Linked DNA regions of Homo sapiens: region 1 is linked to region 2. A link is an interaction called in ENCODE POLR2A ChIA-PET data of the cell type or tissue named here. Cell type or tissue: PC-3. All regions are shown on one strand. Links, peaks and the distances in the headings refer to the core of each region. The heading gives the core; the rest is flanking DNA.

The links. ChIA-PET counts read pairs that join two places held together with the same protein. Peaks named below come from ENCODE experiments on the same cell type or tissue, not always from the same donor. Only the 100,000 strongest peaks of a DNase experiment are listed, where the experiment ranks them.
Region 1: POLR2A ChIA-PET joins it to region 2 with 11 read pairs; 2 of 35 experiments call an interaction of 5 or more read pairs at or near these places.

What each region holds. Positions count from the first base shown.
Region 1 is chr7:28,567,642-28,575,981 of GRCh38, forward strand. CREB5 (cAMP responsive element binding protein 5) reads left to right here. Exons shown (of 11, transcript NM_182898.4): 5 at 2,724-2,896. Among named protein-coding and RNA genes, the nearest start is that of CREB5, 160 kb to the left of the region's middle. RefSeq lists silencers at 5,550-5,844, 6,419-6,468. In PC-3, for the core only: no CTCF peak of the experiment used is centred there; DNase peaks (open chromatin) are centred at 3,420 and 5,740; H3K27ac peaks cover 1,698 bases.
Region 2 is chr7:28,735,543-28,743,882 of GRCh38, forward strand. The region is part of intron 7 of CREB5 (cAMP responsive element binding protein 5); the gene reads left to right. Among named protein-coding and RNA genes, the nearest start is that of TRIL, 220 kb to the right of the region's middle. In PC-3, for the core only: no CTCF peak of the experiment used is centred there; no DNase peak of the experiment used is centred there.

The DNA of each region.
Region 1 (8,340 bases), core at 130-8,129, 170 kb before region 2:
GTGGGCAGGAAAGGTTTGCCTACATGATGATTGATTCTGAGGTCTGAAGGTGGAGGCAGGGCAAGGGCATTGGCGTTAGAAAGCAGCATACAAGGCCCGATGCTGGAATGCAGCATGGTTAGTACGAGGGTAGGAAATATCTAGAATGTGGAATGAATCACATAGAGCAAGAGTGGAGGTGGTGTGAGTTGAGCTGGGAGGTAGGAAGGGTCCCACACGGACTTCAGAGGCCATACAAGGAGTGCTGACAGTGTCTTCCAAACCGATGGCTTAGGGTGTGTGTTCTGGGGAGTGGGTGGGAGGGGAACCTCACAAATGCTGTGTGTAATGTGATCACTTTTGCATTTTGAGATCACAGTGGCTATAGTATGGGAAAAAGGAGGAAAAGAAGCCAGAGTGCATGAAGGAGAACATTGTCTAGACAAGGATAGAAGATGATGGCAGTTGGTTATAGGTTGGTGGAAGGATGGACGGAAAGATTGGAAGAGATGAGGGACACTTAGTTAAATTTGTAGGACTTGGAAACTGCCTAAGAGGGTGATGGAAAAGAGGCATCCAGGATAATTCAAGGAGAGTCATATGTCTTATATTTTTCTTTGCGAATTTAAAGATTGTGATCTTAAAAATTAAATTGTACAGCATCAATAATTCTAAAAGGAGAGTCAAAAATGGTTCTGTGCCTTGGATCTATTATTGATAGAGTAGGTGACTATGAACAAGATGAAAAATGTTAAGTGTCTTTGAACTTAAACAATGGACTAAATGGTACCTATAGTTTCTGACCTCCTCAAGACCCAGGGAAATAAGTTTGTCAAGGTTCAGTTTCAAAAGAAATAACACAAATCATTTTTAGTCCAATTCTCTAAATCTCTAGATCCTATAAAAAAACGAAAGTGTGTTCCTGCACTGCCACCAATGCACATTGCCATTTCCTTTCATCCTACTTTACCCAATCATAGTGTTTTCCCACATCAGAAAAATTTTCCAGTGTATAAGAGAAGCCTTTGGACTGTGAGTATATATAAGCCTGTTCCTGCCTTTGGGGTCCCACAACGACACAGTAGGCTCACAGTCTAAGCCAGGTGCCCAGTTTCCATCTGGACTCCTGACAAACTGTGTGGTCAGGATTTAGAAATCAGAAACCTGGGAAAGGTGCAATGTGATGGACACAGCCACCCCAAATACCGTATATGTTATCACCATCGTTTAACACGTAGTGCAGGAAATCCTTTTCTTTGCCAAAGAACTTCAAAGGACCACTTCTAGTTCTCTTGGGTAACATTTATTTTTTCTTTGCTAACACCAAAGCGCAGACAGATACATATTTTTTCTTTAGTAAATTGCTAGTGGCACTCCATTTTTTTCCCTCCCATCTTCAACCCATTGTCCAATAGACCTCTTAAATTTCCCCACCCTTCTAGGCTGAAGAGCTGTATCTTGCCACTTATAAAGACTTACTTATTGCCCTTACCTATTACTTTGTTTGGCCAAGCACTTTCTCTTTCTTTTCTTTTCTTTTTTTTTTTCTTTTTTAGAGACAGAGTCTCACTCTGTCCCTCTGTCTGTAATGTGGAGTGTAGAGGTGTAATCCTGGCTTACTGCAGCCTCAAACTCCTGGGCTCAAGTGATCCTCCTGCCTCAGCCTCCCAAAGTGCTGACATTACAGGCATAAGCACTACACCGCTTTCTCTTTCTTTATTGGGTTCTAAATTTCTTTCTCACCTTTCGGTCCCAATGTGTTGATCAGCCTTCTCTGCTCAGTGTGAATTTTCTCTGGGTGTCTGAGTAACTTTCTTTTCTATGAAGACCTATCTCGCATATTTTACTTACTTTTGAATTTTAAACATATAAGCCTTCATTTGAAGGCATCAGAAATAAATACATGATATTAGGTCCTATAAGTGACTCAGACATCTCATGTTCTTTCACTGGTTTATTCATGCTATTAATATACATCTGTGGAATGCCTACTATGGTCCAAGCACCACGGGATAGAGTTGTGAATACAAACATCCTATGTTCCAGAGGAAAAGACATGGAACAAGTAACTAGACGCTTGATTATTGTTCTGTGTTTCCATTACTCCATGCATTGTGAGAGATGGATTTTATGAAAATACAGCAGAAAGCGGCAACTCTTATTCTGATCGTTGGATCCCATATGTCTTGTCATGTATTCCAATCACGCATCCTCATTCCACAGGTTGTTGAGCTTGTGTCCTCAGTCCTGAGATTATGATTTGGAAAGGTAGTCGTTTTCTTAAAAAATGTATATATATGGTTGGGCACTCTTATAGGACTAAAAATGAAAGGGAAAAAGCCAGTGTGCTTGTCATGCAAAGCAGGATGCAGAGTGACTATTCACTAAATCACAGTATTATGCACTTACCACAAAAATCATTTTCAAATCTGATATTCATCCTTCAAGTCAGAGAAGGCAGGCACTAAATATCTCTGATGCAAACCTCACATCAGGATGGCAGCAGAGTGGTAAGGAAACTTTAAGGCATTTTCTCACATGCTTTACTCTAAGGGTGAGTAGTTATTTTTCATCTCCTCGTAGCTGTATGTTATAACAAGATGAATGGGCCTATGGCTTGCCGGAAGCCATAACTCTCTATGTAGTTGACATGACTAGATTCCCAGTTTTGGCCTTTGAGAGCTTGAGAGTAGAATAAAAACATTGACTCCTCCTGACCTTTCCCCTGTGTCTTCTCTGGGCAGAATATCTCGATGCATAATGCAGTTGGTGGGGCCATGACGGGGCCCGGAACTCACCAGCTTAGCAGCGCTCGGCTGCCCAACCATGACACCAACGTTGTGATTCAGCAAGCCATGCCGTCGCCTCAGTCCAGCTCTGTCATCACTCAGGCACCTTCCACCAACCGCCAGATCGGGTAAGGAGCCCTCCTTGGCTGCCCCTGGGTCCTGGCTGGAACTCAGGAAATGTCCTGGACTTCCTCCTGGTTTCTGGTGCTCAGATTGGTTGGTTTTTCTGGCTGTCATGATATTGCCTAGAGCTCAGAGTGATGCTTTTGATGGGAGAAGGGAGGAGTCTCTGCTTGGTAGAAGCTGTTTTGATCTTGGACTTTGGGTGGTAGGGGTAGGGTGGGGAGCAAGTCATTCTGTGTCATCATTTCTTCAGACAAGATTTATGAACTTTAAGATGACTGTGGGAAAACCCATGGTTGTTATGGAGACCAGAGTATAGTGCGCAGAACAAACATGGTGGAGGGAAGTTCTACCAGCTCAGCCTTGTCTCCAACAGAGTGTGCCCTTCCCTTCCTGGGAGCTGCCACACTCATCACCTCATCTTCTGTGTACAGCAATCCCTCCCTGTCCGTGAGAGATAAATTCCAAGCTGCCCAATGGATACCTGAAAGTGCAGATAGTACCAAACCCTGTGTGTGATATGTGTTTTCCATCTGATAACTGAGATAGCTATTAAGTGACTACTGGGTGGGGCGTGTCCACAATGTGGACACGGTGGACAGGAGGGATGATTCACATCCTGGGGGGCATAGCTTGGGACAGCATGAAGTTTCATCATGCTACTCAGAATGGTGAGCAGTTTAAAACTTGTGAATTGTTTATTTCTGGAATTTTCCTTTTAATATTTTTGGACCACGATTAACTGAAACTGTAGAAAGCAAAACCACGGATAAGGGGGACCACCATATTTCCACAGTCGTCCCGCCCTCTGCTTATTCTTCCCTGCTTCTCCTTCTTGTAACTGCCTCCTTACTAGCCCTCTCCTTCCTGTTACTGCCTCCTTATTAGCCCTCTCCTTCCTCTACATTGGTCCATGCTGATTTCTGGAGTAGACAAAGCAAAGAAAGCAGGCCCCTCTCTCTCATTTATGCAAATGGTCAATACTGAGGCATTGAGGAAAAATTGGTAGAAAGATCCTGTCATTGAACACCAGATACTCCATGTCATGTGATGGAAAGAGCTTTCCCTTCTGGGTATCCTGTGTTAGCTCTAGCCCCTCGCAATGTGCCAAGTGTGGTCTGAGGATCCGCAGCGTGGGCATTTCCAGGGAGCTTCTCAGAAACGCAGAATCTCTGGCCCAGCTTCCTTATCCCCAGAATGAGGATGGTGTCTGCTCTTTCCAGCCTCATGAGAGTAAAGATGAAATAAAAGATTTAAGAGCACATGGGTTCTTAGGAAGAAAAGGTAATAACTTTAAGCCAAAGAGCTGTGATACAGTTCTGTTGCTGGTCGCTGAGAACTGGCTGCTCTATGCTTCCAGAATTCTGTTTAAAATGAGAAGGGGCGCTTGCTGTGTTTGGTATGTGCATCAACATTCTGTTTGAATTTTCAGTCAAATATTGGAAGTGATAATTAAAAACTTAGAAACTGCTCCACAATTTGTCAGTAGGTCTTTTCCCTCTTGTTTTTCGGTGTTATAAGAATTCCAGACCTGCAGGGAACACTGGCTTATTCCTCCCTAGGATATTCCAGAAGGGGCACCTTGTCTCACATTTTCAACTTACCAGGAATGGCTGTGATACGTTAAGACCCACCTTAAGAAATGAGAGTAATGGGTAATGGGTAATGACCATTTTGTGAGTTTGCTGTGGGTGCGTTTGGTTTTCTATTCAAGAAACAGAACATTAACCTGGCCCTTCGAATGCTCGGCTTTGTTGAAAGGAGTCAATGCTAGGTTGGTAAGTGTCTCTGCTAAAGATTTCTTTTCTTCTCAAATGACCATGAGAGCAAATGTTGCTGCTATCTAAATCAAGAACCCATAGAGTGCTAAGAGGGTGGAGTAGATTCATTAAAGACAGCATCTAAATCTCCAGGGACTTCTCTCAAGTGGCTTGGCTTTCAGCAGACAATTCACAGTTATGCCAGCTAATTATAATTATTTTATTTTTCTTTCAAGGGGAAAAAACATAAAATGTGCTAGAGTTTACTAGCAGTTTTACAGCATTCCTTCCCCCCTGGAGTTCTCCTGCCTCCCTCTCCCTGCCACCCCCCACCAACTACCCTTTTGGAGGCCCTTAGTATTCAGCCATTGTTAGCACAAAGCTGGTCTTTATGAAACAGTCTTTTGAGGGCTAGCAATAAAGTTTAAGATGAGTGCTGACTCTGTTGATAATTTACCCAGCTGGCCCAGGACTGTACATTTGGGTGACATTTGTAGGCTGTGTCACCATGCCTGGATGGAGGCGGGTGTTTCTGTGGTATGGACGCCTTTTGGACACACTCCATCTTCCCATTTATTCTCCAGCCTGGGGTGTTGTGTGTCGCTCCTGGTGTGTTCTAGGAGATAATTGTCACTTTTAGGACTCTGTCTCATTGCCAAGCCCGAGGGAGGCTATTTCTTTTATTCAGATTCCTCCCTGGTGTGTTTGCCATGTTGATTCAAACCCACACATCTTGTCGTTTCCATTTTTCTCCATCCAAAACCTTGCCCGGATGATCCTGGAGACTCAGCAAGAAATAACCCAACCCATCTCACCAGTGGATTCAGTATGAAACTCTAGGTGGTAACATTTGGGGACGGTTGACTCTTTTATTTCTCTCAGGAAAGAGGAAATGAGTACTTATTTGAAAACACGAGTTCCCTCTGGAGACTGTGTCTTTAAATGAGCATTTGAAATTGCAGATAGCTTTTTTTTTACTTTATTTTTTTTGAGGCTGCACAGAACCATATTGTAGTAATATTCTGATTTTTATCACAACCTCAAATATTTAAGTGTCAAAATCTGGCCAAGCCACCTGCAAATGTTTGCCATGGCTACTGGCCAAGAAAAACAGCAAACAGCAATGAAAGTCTTCATTCAGGCTCAGTGCTTAAGCTGCATCCAGCCAGAAAGGCTGGGACCCACCTGTGCCCACGCATAGTGCTCTTGTGCTGCGGCCAGCGGGTGTGTTCATGGCTGAGACTTTGTGGGAGAAGGGGCCACCTGGCTCCTGCTCCCCCCTCTTCCCTTCCCTTCTATCAGTGCTTGGCTGCTGCAGGCAACCCCAAGTTTTCGCTCTTCTCTGTCTCCCTCTTTTCACAGTACAAAATTTAAGCTTGGAGGCTTGAATGTATTGAGAGAGCTATCAACATAAAGGACTTGAAAATGGGAGTAGTGCCAGTTATCAGGGAGGACTTTGGGGACAAAGGGTAGGCATCCTCATAAGCATTTGATTTTCATGCTTTTTGAACAGGCACTGAGCCAAACCAGACCAAAATGAGTGCAAATGCAAAAATCCAAAGAAGTAATGTTAAAAGGAAGTAGACAAACAACACGTGCAACTTCCATTCCATACCACAGCAATCCATACCATGCCCTGCGCTCAATTCTGTGAAAGTAGTGCCATTACCTCAATAGAAACCAGAGGTAAATATAAATATCTCAAATTGCTCTTGTGTGGTTGGGCAGACTAGAAAAACACACAGCTATGGAGAGTGTGGGAGGCATCCCCAAACTAGTGACTACTTGTGCTTAGTCAAACTGGCAGACGCTCTGCCGGGAAGAGTGTCTTTGGCTGATTGATGGTAGCGTTTTCAGAGATAAGTTTCCCAGATGGAAAAAAAGAGTGAGCCATGGGCTGTGGGGAAGACAAGTGAGACAGAAAACAAGCATGTATTAAATAGAGATAAAATCGATCCAGCCTTGAACCAAATATGTGGCAGAATCCAAACAGTATCTCTCCTCCAGTCATTTTTATTAGCTATCATGTAACAGGCTCATTAATTCAGGATCAAGTCAGCAAAGCCTGGGAAAATGGCAGAAGGGTAGGTAGCACTACTGGAAGTTAACACACTCTCTCTGTCTCTTTGTTTCTTATCATCTAAGACATTTTTGTAGGAGTCAATAATCCGTTGAGTAGATGGCTATAATCTTAATAGATCCCAGCTTTCTTAACTAAGTTGATTCTTCTTTATGGATAAGTGATAGTATATAATTTACACTCAGTAATTCTTCAGGAGAGCAATGAAGATAATATGGAATTTGGAGTTCTACAAGAATGGATATCAGTACAGAGCTCTGACGGGTTATGGGAGACGCTTCCAAAATATTCTACATATTTTTTTCTTACCTTTTACTTCTTTGTAGGGCACTGGCCAAATATATCTAACATTAGAATATACAAATGTGGAGTATTCTGGTTAAGAGAATGAATTGGCCAGCTGCATCAGGAAACTCAGAAATATGTTCAACAGAATGCATATATGAAGACATTTACGTAAAAAAACCCTCCCTGATTTTACACCAATTTTAATCCTGGAACATATATTTCCACATGATGCGTAACTTAGGCATTTGGTTATAAACCCTATTTGCATGGGGCTGTAGCTAGACAACAGAGACATAAAACTTAGCCAGAAATTTATATAAAATATCATAGAAGAAAATCTTGTTTTATGTAAAGATGAAAAGGTGCCAAGACTTATAAATTGTACCTCCTCTTACCTTTTCTGTGCCTCTTTATCCCTTTTCTCTTTGCAATCCCAGATGCTATGTGTCATGCAGAATATTAGATGTAGTTCAATGGACATGGCTGAGGAAAACAAACAAGCAAACAAAGAAAAATAATAATAAAAAGAAAAGCTGATTACATCTCAAAATTTGTTGGTGGCAGAAGCAATGCTACGAGTCATGTGGCTTTGCTGTGTGAGTTCACGTTCCTGCCCAGTGTTCCCTCAAGATGGGAATGTTAATACATTTGAGGGTTTTGTGTCATTGTTGCTGGGGGTGGGGAAAGAACAGTAGAGAAGTGGGTAAATGATGCCATCACTGAAGGTCATGGCTTAAAGAAGACCTAAATGACAAAGCAGCTTACAGGTTAAGAATGTGTTTGCCCTGTCAATGCATATGCGTATGAATCTATTTTTAAGAGCTTCCTAAAGCTCCTCAAACCAAAGTGAGCATGAGTAAGACTGTCGCTATCTACCACAGGCTAATGCTGGGGATATTCAGGCCAGCCTCCTTCCTGCTGGAGACAGCGGGGCAGCAGGTCCCGGCTTGTCACTGGTCCTCAGCCCTTAGCCAGGACAACTTGAAGCCCCTTTGAGTAATGCAGACCAGAAGTCATTATTTCCTGCTTTGTGTTTTGCTGAATATCACGGCTATGAACATAGCTTTATTGTTGGAAAGTTGCTGTATCTTTCACAGCCCCGAGAACATTTACGAGGGCCCTTCTGGGGGATGCTTTCTGGGAGGGTTGACAGACTTAACCATATGGCTCCCGTTAAATCCCATGCAGAGCCTTGAGAAATTACCTCTGACAAGGGGGCCGGCAGCCTTCCACTCACGGGGTTTTATGTGTGGAACGAAACATAAAGTACTGATACTTGAGGAAATATAATGTTTCTTAACATTCAAAAGTTGTAACACCA
Region 2 (8,340 bases), core at 300-8,299:
GCAAGAAAGTTAAACAGAAAATATAAGGAGTGTAAGTGTTATTAATGGAGTATTCTTTTAAAGTTGAGTGAGTCCTCTGTTAACCAGGTTGTAACCTCCTTACTAGTGTCTAGGCTCCCTGAGGGGGAGGGATCTGAACACCTGGCATATAGTTGCTAGAAAATATCTACTTATCAAATGAATTAATATGAATAATTCATTATATAATAGTATTAAACATTTACTGAGTGGTAATCATGGGCCATATTACTGTGTGCTTCCTCTCTCTCTCTTTTTTTTTTTAATGGAATTTTGTTCTGTTATCCCTGCTGGAGTGCAGTGGTAGAATCATAGCTCACTGCTGCCTCAAATTCTTGAGCTCAAGCGATTCTCCCACCTCAGCTTCCCAAGTAGCTGGGACTACAGGCAGACGCCACCACGCCCAGCTATTTTTAAATTTTTTACAGAGACAGGGTCTCGCGATGTTGACCAGTCTCAAACTCCTGGCCTCAAGCGATCCTCACATCTGGGCCTCCCAAAGCTCTGGGATTACAGGCATGAGCCCCAACACCTGGCCCCGTGTGCTTGCTATGTGGTAAGGAGTCAGCAAGGAACTACACACAAAGCACTATATGGTTTTTTGTTTGTTTGTTTTGTTTTGTTTTGAGACAGAGTTTTGCTCTTGTTGCCCAGGCTGGAGTACAGTGGTGTGATCTCGGCTCACTGCAACCTCCGCTTCCCAGGTTCAAGCATTTCTCCTGCCTCAGCCTCCCGAGTAGCTGGGATTACAGGCATGCACCACCACGCCCGGCTAATTTTGTATTTTTAGTAAAGACGGGGTTTCTCCATGTTGTTCAGGCTGGTCTCGAACTCCCGACCTCAGGTGATCCGCCTGCCTCAGCCTCCCAAAGTGCTGGGATTACAGGCGTGAGCCACTGCGCCGGACCCCACACAAAGCACTCTGTGCACTTACATATATTATCTTCTTTAATTATCCCACTCTCCTATGAGGTGGGTGTCCTCATTTTTGTAGACAAATGAACTGACGTACAGGGGACAGTGCCCAGGATCATTTAGCCAGCAAGTGGCCAACAAGGATTTGAACCCAGCTCTGGTTTCAAATCTCACATTCTTAGTAACCCTAGAGGACTAGCTGACCCTTCCATGCTGTCTTTGCTTTGGTTACCTTAAAGCAACGTGGTGACTGGATTTCAGGAGGTGTGGACGCATGGAAGCAGTGACAATTAGCCAGCAAATATTTATTATCCATGTCAGCTATGTACTTAGGCTCTCTCTCTCTCTCTTTTTTTTTTTTTTTTTAACAGTAGGCCCCTGATGTTCCTCTGTGGGTTTTTCCTGGCCATGTAATGAATCCCTAGAACCGTGCATGGAGCACATCATTTCCCTGAACCCAGGGCAACAAGTGGGGAACACAACCACACTGTAATCCTGACCCCAGATGGAGGGCCAGGCTGATCATCCTGTTCCCACCCAGACCTGTGGAGCAAATGCAGCTCAAATCTATACCCCAGTGGAAGCTCAAATCACTATAGGTCATGGAATTTGGGGGTTATTTTTTAATATTTGAAATCTTGAATGTTAAATTGGAAAATACCAAGTCTCTGTATCATTAACAATAATGTTAATAATGACCACTAGCTCATATTTTAAGAACTAGGAAATGTTTTCATACCTTTCACATAGACAGTAGGCTACCTTTTCAGGAAAACCACAGCTCTCAGTTGGAATTAAGAATAAAATTTTTTGCTGTTGTTGTTCTTTTTAAGAAGCAAGGTGAGGCATTGATTGAAAACAAAAACAAGGAATCAGACTGCCTAGCTTCAGATCTAGCTGCACCTCCTGGTTTCTTCCCCCCTCTGTTCCTCATTTCCCCATTGACAAAATGGGGATAATTTTTAAAGATTAAATGAGGTAACAGAGAAATCATTTAGCACATAGTAATTTCTCTCTCTCTCTCTCTCTCTGTGTGTGTGTGTGTATATATGTATATATATACGTATATATATATATATATATATATATATATATATATATATATATATATATTTTTAACTCCTGTTTCAAAGGATACTTCTGTTTCTTTTACTGGTTTAATTCATATGGTTTAAAACATACTTGTTCAAGGTGCATAGTCTCAGGAAGGAGAAAACTGAGACTAAGAGAGATTAAGTAACTTACTTTAGATCATTCAGCAAAGATATGGTAAAAATCAGTTCTAGCATTCAACTCCTAGCTTTGATTAATGGACTTAGTTACCATGTCCTTTGTAGAGACTTGGATAGAAAAACTCATGGGAGTTATACAGCTGTTACATTGAATTCACCAATTAATTAATTGAAATATGAAAAAGTAAATATGACTTTTAAGATTTTTTACAAATAGTTCAAAATTTATTTTAGAAAACAGAGCTCAGTGCAGTATATTTTCAAATTGTAAACACATGTTATTGTTTTATGGTTTGTTAGTTCACAAGCTTATAAGTACAAAAACACTTTATAACATTAAACCTGTTAATGTTAAAATATTAGGGCTAAAATTGCACAGAAGACTAAATTCTCACCAAGAAATATATATTAAATTCCACCACCTAAAATAGATTTTTACTATGTCTGTGCAAATTACTTTGAATTATCCAAATATTTGGAATACGTCTAGCCCTGAGACTTAATTATCTAGGTACCCTAAAATGACATGAATCATGCCATGCCAACTTTTGGCATTATTTTTTCCTAAACACCTAGGATCATTTTTGGTTTGCATAAGAGTTTCCCTTATGCTTTGCAAGTGTACTTGGAATAAAGCTAGCAAAGGAGCAAGAACTCCCCAGGCCCTTGGATGGATGTGGTTCGGTCTCGAGGACATGGTTCAGTAGGCTCTTTGCCAACACACCCTCTGGAACAACCGTACCCATGATAACAGAGTGTAAAAAACCTGATTATTTTCAAATCTGATGAATGAGTTCAGCTGTTCGGTAGACCAGTATGGGGTATGTGAGAACATGGGATCACAGCAAAAAGCATGTTTATCTCACTCCGTCATTGCAGTGAACTTTATCTCCTGGGAATTTTCTTAAAGGGCAAGTCTGGACAAAGTCATGGCTTAATGACCAGAGAGTCTACAAGCGAGTTGTTCCTGTGTTCCAGTGAAGCAGAAGGCAGGGCCTGAGCTTGTGAGGAAAGATGAGCTAAAGAACTGCGTATGCTCCTTAGACAAAGATAATTTGTCACATCACCACCATTCATCTCTTAGTTCCCAGCTCACTGTTCCAACAAGTCTGTTTTGTAGATTTCTTATATATTAAAAAATGTCTCTAGCCGTCCACTGAGCAATCAGTTCATTCATTCATCCTTTTCCTCCCGAAATATTTATTGAGCACTTTTAAAATACCAGTATTACACCTGGTTCTCAGAGATACAATGATAAATAAGCTATAACTTAAGACTCAAGAACTTACAGTCCAATAAGAAAATCAGGTAAATAAATAGAAAACTAAGTATGTTGTGATAAATATTATGATAAAGTCAAGCACAAGGTAAGCTCCTAATCTACCTTCATACTGATGGCTGGGAGGTGTCTAGAGTGGTTCTTCAGCAAGACTTCTCAGAAGAGTCAAGGTCCTGTGCTCTTCAATACAGTAGCCTAGTGGCTACCTGTGGCTAGGTTAAGTTTTAAATACATGAAGATAAAATAAAATTTAAAAATCAGTTATGAGTTCCACTATCCACATTTCAAGCGCTCAATAACTACATGAGGTCAGAGGCTAGCATATGGGCCCACATAGATAAGGAACATTTCCATCGTGTCTGTTCAGTAGCGCTGGTCTCAGCAGATCTGAAAGGTGAGAGGGGAGGGGTTTTGGAGGGAGAATACAAAGAGTGAGCTGAAACCTGGAGATACTGGGGAAAAACAGCACTAAATAACTGTTTTAAAATAACAAGTTATTTTTAAAAACATATGTATTTATTCAAGAAGCATTTATTATTTGTGCTAACAAGCTGCGGGTTTTGCAAAGATGCTTAAACACAGTCTCAGCCTCTAAAGAACTTACATTTTTATGGGCAAGGTAGGGGTCATAAAATATTACCAGAAAAGCATATTCGAGTTTAGAGGACAGACTGGTTAGTTCAAGTGTGAAGCAGTGAGTGGGAAAAGGAGAATTTGGAGGGAGGCTCAGGCTAGGCTTCATTCTTCCTGAAGTTGTTGTTTATGACTTGGGTCTTGATGAGCTGTAAGGATTCAGACAGGGCAGTGGCATTAAATTCCTTACCTTGGTTAAAAAAAGAAACATTCAAGTTTCACAGAGTTCTTACAGCTTTAGGGTCCAGCAAGCAACTGGGAAGCTGAGGCTCTCCCCACTGGCATATTCATTAATGTCTTTCTACTGGGACTGCCCCTTATACAATAGAGATCTCATTCGGCCGTGCCAACTTACACGGAATAGTCTCCCTTCTAAATGGTGTTCCGTGGATTAGTTTAGGGAAGCCTGAGCCAGATCTTGTTTGCATTAGGTGGCTGAAAAAAGGAATGGGGGTGGGGGTTTAAGGATTATGCAAATCACTGGCTGATATGTAGGTTGGAAACTGGAGACATGTGAAAGCAGCTTTTATGCACCAATAGGTAAGGGAACTAGGAAACATTTCTAGGTGAACTATGGGGTAGCTAACTTAGGCAGATCGAATGAAATTGTCAGGAAACAACTAGATAAATTTATGAATTTTGTTCTCTGAATTGTATAATTCAGGTCTTATGAAACTCATCCCTGGCCATTTATTCCCTGATTTCTTGGTAGCAGAATCTGTTCCATGACCACTTTCCCTTTCTGTTTGGTATTTTTCCTCTGCTGGGAGTGTCTGCGAAGTGCAGGTGAGGTCTTGCTTATCACAAAAGCCACTTGGTCCTCCATTTCTAGGGGTACGATGTTCTCTGTTGTTTGGGAAACACCAGTCTCAGAAATCCTTTTGAAGGAATTCTCCCAGTCACCCAGGAAGAGAAACATTCAAGAGAATGACAGAAAAGGATCGTCTTAGCAAAAAAAATTATAGCCTGTGCTGAGAGGAAAGTTGAGATCAGGTCTTTAGAAACTGTGTAACATGATGATGAGTGAAAAAAAGGAAAAAACAGTTTTCCAGATCCCTCTTTAAAATCTCCTCTGAAATGGGGTAACCAAGGCTTGCGTCTTCGTTCTTTTCCGGTAGAAAAATCCTTCTGTTAAACTCATGTAACCCTTTGAAAAATAAAAAGGTGATTAGAAAGATGGTATGAATTATTTGAAAGAAAAAGGAAATTTTATTTTTTTCATTGTTACTTGATATGTGACTTTAAAATTTTAATTAAATGTAGTTGGATATTTACTCAGGCAAAAAAATATCAAAAGGACATATTCTACCTGGATAATATGTTTTTAGTTTCTCAGGACCAATAATACATTATGAACGTATTACCTGGCCATGCAGGGATTTTTTTTTTTTTTTCAACCTTGTTAAATTAACTGATTTCTACTTGACTAAAGGTTGTTGAGTTACCAAAAATGTTGTGGAATTGAGCACAGTTCAGGAGGTTTTACAATGCTTCCCCTGGAATTCCAAGGTAGATCTTCCACAAACACTTCCATTAAAAACAGGCCTCCGTGCGCACTCATGGGTGGTGTTCCCAAAGTGTGTTTAAAAGTCAGTCATTCAGAACTCAAAACACAGTTTTCCTCACAAGAAATGTCAGAGATGGTTACTTTCCCAGGGCTGCCCACAAAAGCCTTTTATTCCATAACGTATCTGAAAGAGCCTCCCTCCATCTGTTGAGGGAAGAATGAAATAGTACTGGACAGAAATCCACCCCAGCCACCCCCACCCTGCCATCCCTGAGGACAACACTTTTTATTTGCTGAGGCAGCCACCTGGACTTCAGGGAGAAAGAAAGGAAACACATCTCTCTCTGAGTGGATTCTATCTCTGAAGCCATCCCTGGAAGAGTCCTTTGTAGAGTGAATGTTTATCAGCCGAGATGTGTTTCTTTCCTTTGAGATAGCTCCATACCAACAATTAAGTACGTTTTGAACTTTCTCTTCTTTTATTACCATGATCTTCGTCATGACTGTTCTGCACCATTACTGGATTTCGAAACCAGAGGAATGATGATCGTATGACAATCAAAATTAATATCCCTTGGATTCATTGTTTAGCAAGGGCACGGATCTCCCACCAGCCAAGATATATCCATTTCATAGCCCTTAAACATAGCCATAATGTAAGCCAGGCATGGTGGCTTACACCTGTAATCCCAGCACTTTGGGAGGCCAATGCAGGTGGATCATGAGGTCAGGAGTTCGAGACCAGCCTGGCCAACATGGTGAAACCCTGTCTCTACTAAAAATACAAAAATTAGCCAGGCGTGGTGGTGTGCGCCTGTAGTCCCAGCTACTTGGGAGGCGGAGGCAGAAGAATTGCTTGAACCCGGGAGGCGGAGGTTGCAGTGAGCAGAGATCACACCACTGCACTCCAGCCTGAGCAACAGAGTGAGATTCCCTCTAAAAAAAAAAAAAAAAAAAAAATCCATAGTGTGGTGTTCTCACATTTGATTAACATATTATGACTTTTTGATGTCTGAGTAATTGATTCTTATTACCATTGAAACCAGAGATGGGAGTGATGGAAATGACCTACAGAAGGATTAAATCTACCCACTGCAAGGGCTGAACTAATTGAAGCAATTCTATGTGCTTACTTCATATTAGAAAATGAGCAAACCCGGCCGGGCGCGGTGGCTCACGCCTGTAATCCCAGCACTTTGGGAGGCCGAGGCGGGCAGATCATGAGGTCAGGAGATCGAGACCATCCTGGCTAACATGGTGAAACCCCATCTCTACTAAAAATACAAAAAATTAGCCAGGCATGGTGGCAGGTGCCTGTAGTCCCAGCTACTCGGGAGGCTGAGGCAGGAGAATGGCGTGAACCTGGGAGGCGGAGCTTGCAGTGAGCCGAGATGGCGCCACTGCACTCCAGCCTGGGCCACAGAGCAAGACTCCGTCTCAAAAAAAAAGAAAAGAAAAGGAAAGAAAAGAAAATGAGCAAACCCTTCATCTCCTCCTCATCATTACTAACACCAACATTGTCTGACATTTTTGTCCACCTAGAAATTGTATTCATGATTTCTTAAAACATAAGTTACTCACTAATCCTCATTCACCTCTCAGGATATACTTGGGAAATTTTCAAGTAGTATCACACACTGTTGCTTTTTCTTATTTTGCTTTTTTTTTCTTTTGAGATGGAGTTTCACTCTCGTTGCCCAAGGTGGAGTGCAATGGTGCGATCTTGGCTCATTGCAACCTCTACCTTCCAGATTCAAGCGATTCTCCTGCTTCAGACTCCTGAGTAGCTGGGATTACAGGTGTGCACCACCATGTCCAGCTAATTTTTTGTATTTTTAGTAGAAATAGGGTTTCACCATGTTAGTCAGGCTGGTCTTGAACTCCTGACCTCAAGTGATCTGCCGGCGTCGGCCTTCCAAAGTGCTGGAATTACAGGCATGAGCCACCGTGCCCAGCTTATTTTGCTTTTACTAATCGAGTGTTGAGACTTGGATGACAGTGTAGGCCCTAAGGTGCTATATAGCTCATTGTCCCTGGTGATTCAAGGCTATTTTTTGCCAAAACATGGCAGGGAGGAAACCCAGGGAAGTGGACATTAGAAAACTTAGAAAAAGATTTGTCTCTATCCGACTGCAGTGGCTCACGCCTGTAATCCCTGCACTTTGGGAGGCTAAGATAGAAGGATTGTTTGAGGCCAGGAGTTTGAGACCAGCCTGGGCAACCTGGTGAAACCTCATCTCTACAAAAAATACAAAAATTAGCTGGGTATAGTGGTGTGCACCTGTAGTCCCAGCTACTTGGGAGGCTGAAATGGGAGGATCACCTGAGCCCAGGAAGTCAAGGCTGCAGTGAGCTGTGATTGCACCACTACACTCTAGCTTGGCATCAGAGTGAGACCCTGTTTCAAAAAATAAAAAAGAAAGAAAACGAAAAGCTTAGGAAACTGTTTGTTTCTGTATTGGTTTGTTAGCGATATCCCAACAACATACCGCAGACTGAGTAGCTTAAACCACAGAAATTCATTTCTCCAGTCTCAAAATTCTGGAGGGTGGAAGTCCAAGATCAAGGTGTCAGTGGGGTGATTCCTCCAGAGGGCTGTGCGGGGAAGAATCTGTTTCAGGCCTCTCTCCTTGGCTTGTAGATGGCCAACTTCCCCCTGTGTCCTTCCCCGGTCTTTCTTCTCTGCTGTGTCTGTGTCCTAATCTCCTTTTCTTTTTTTTTTTTTTTTTTTTTTTTATTATACTCTAAGTTTTAGG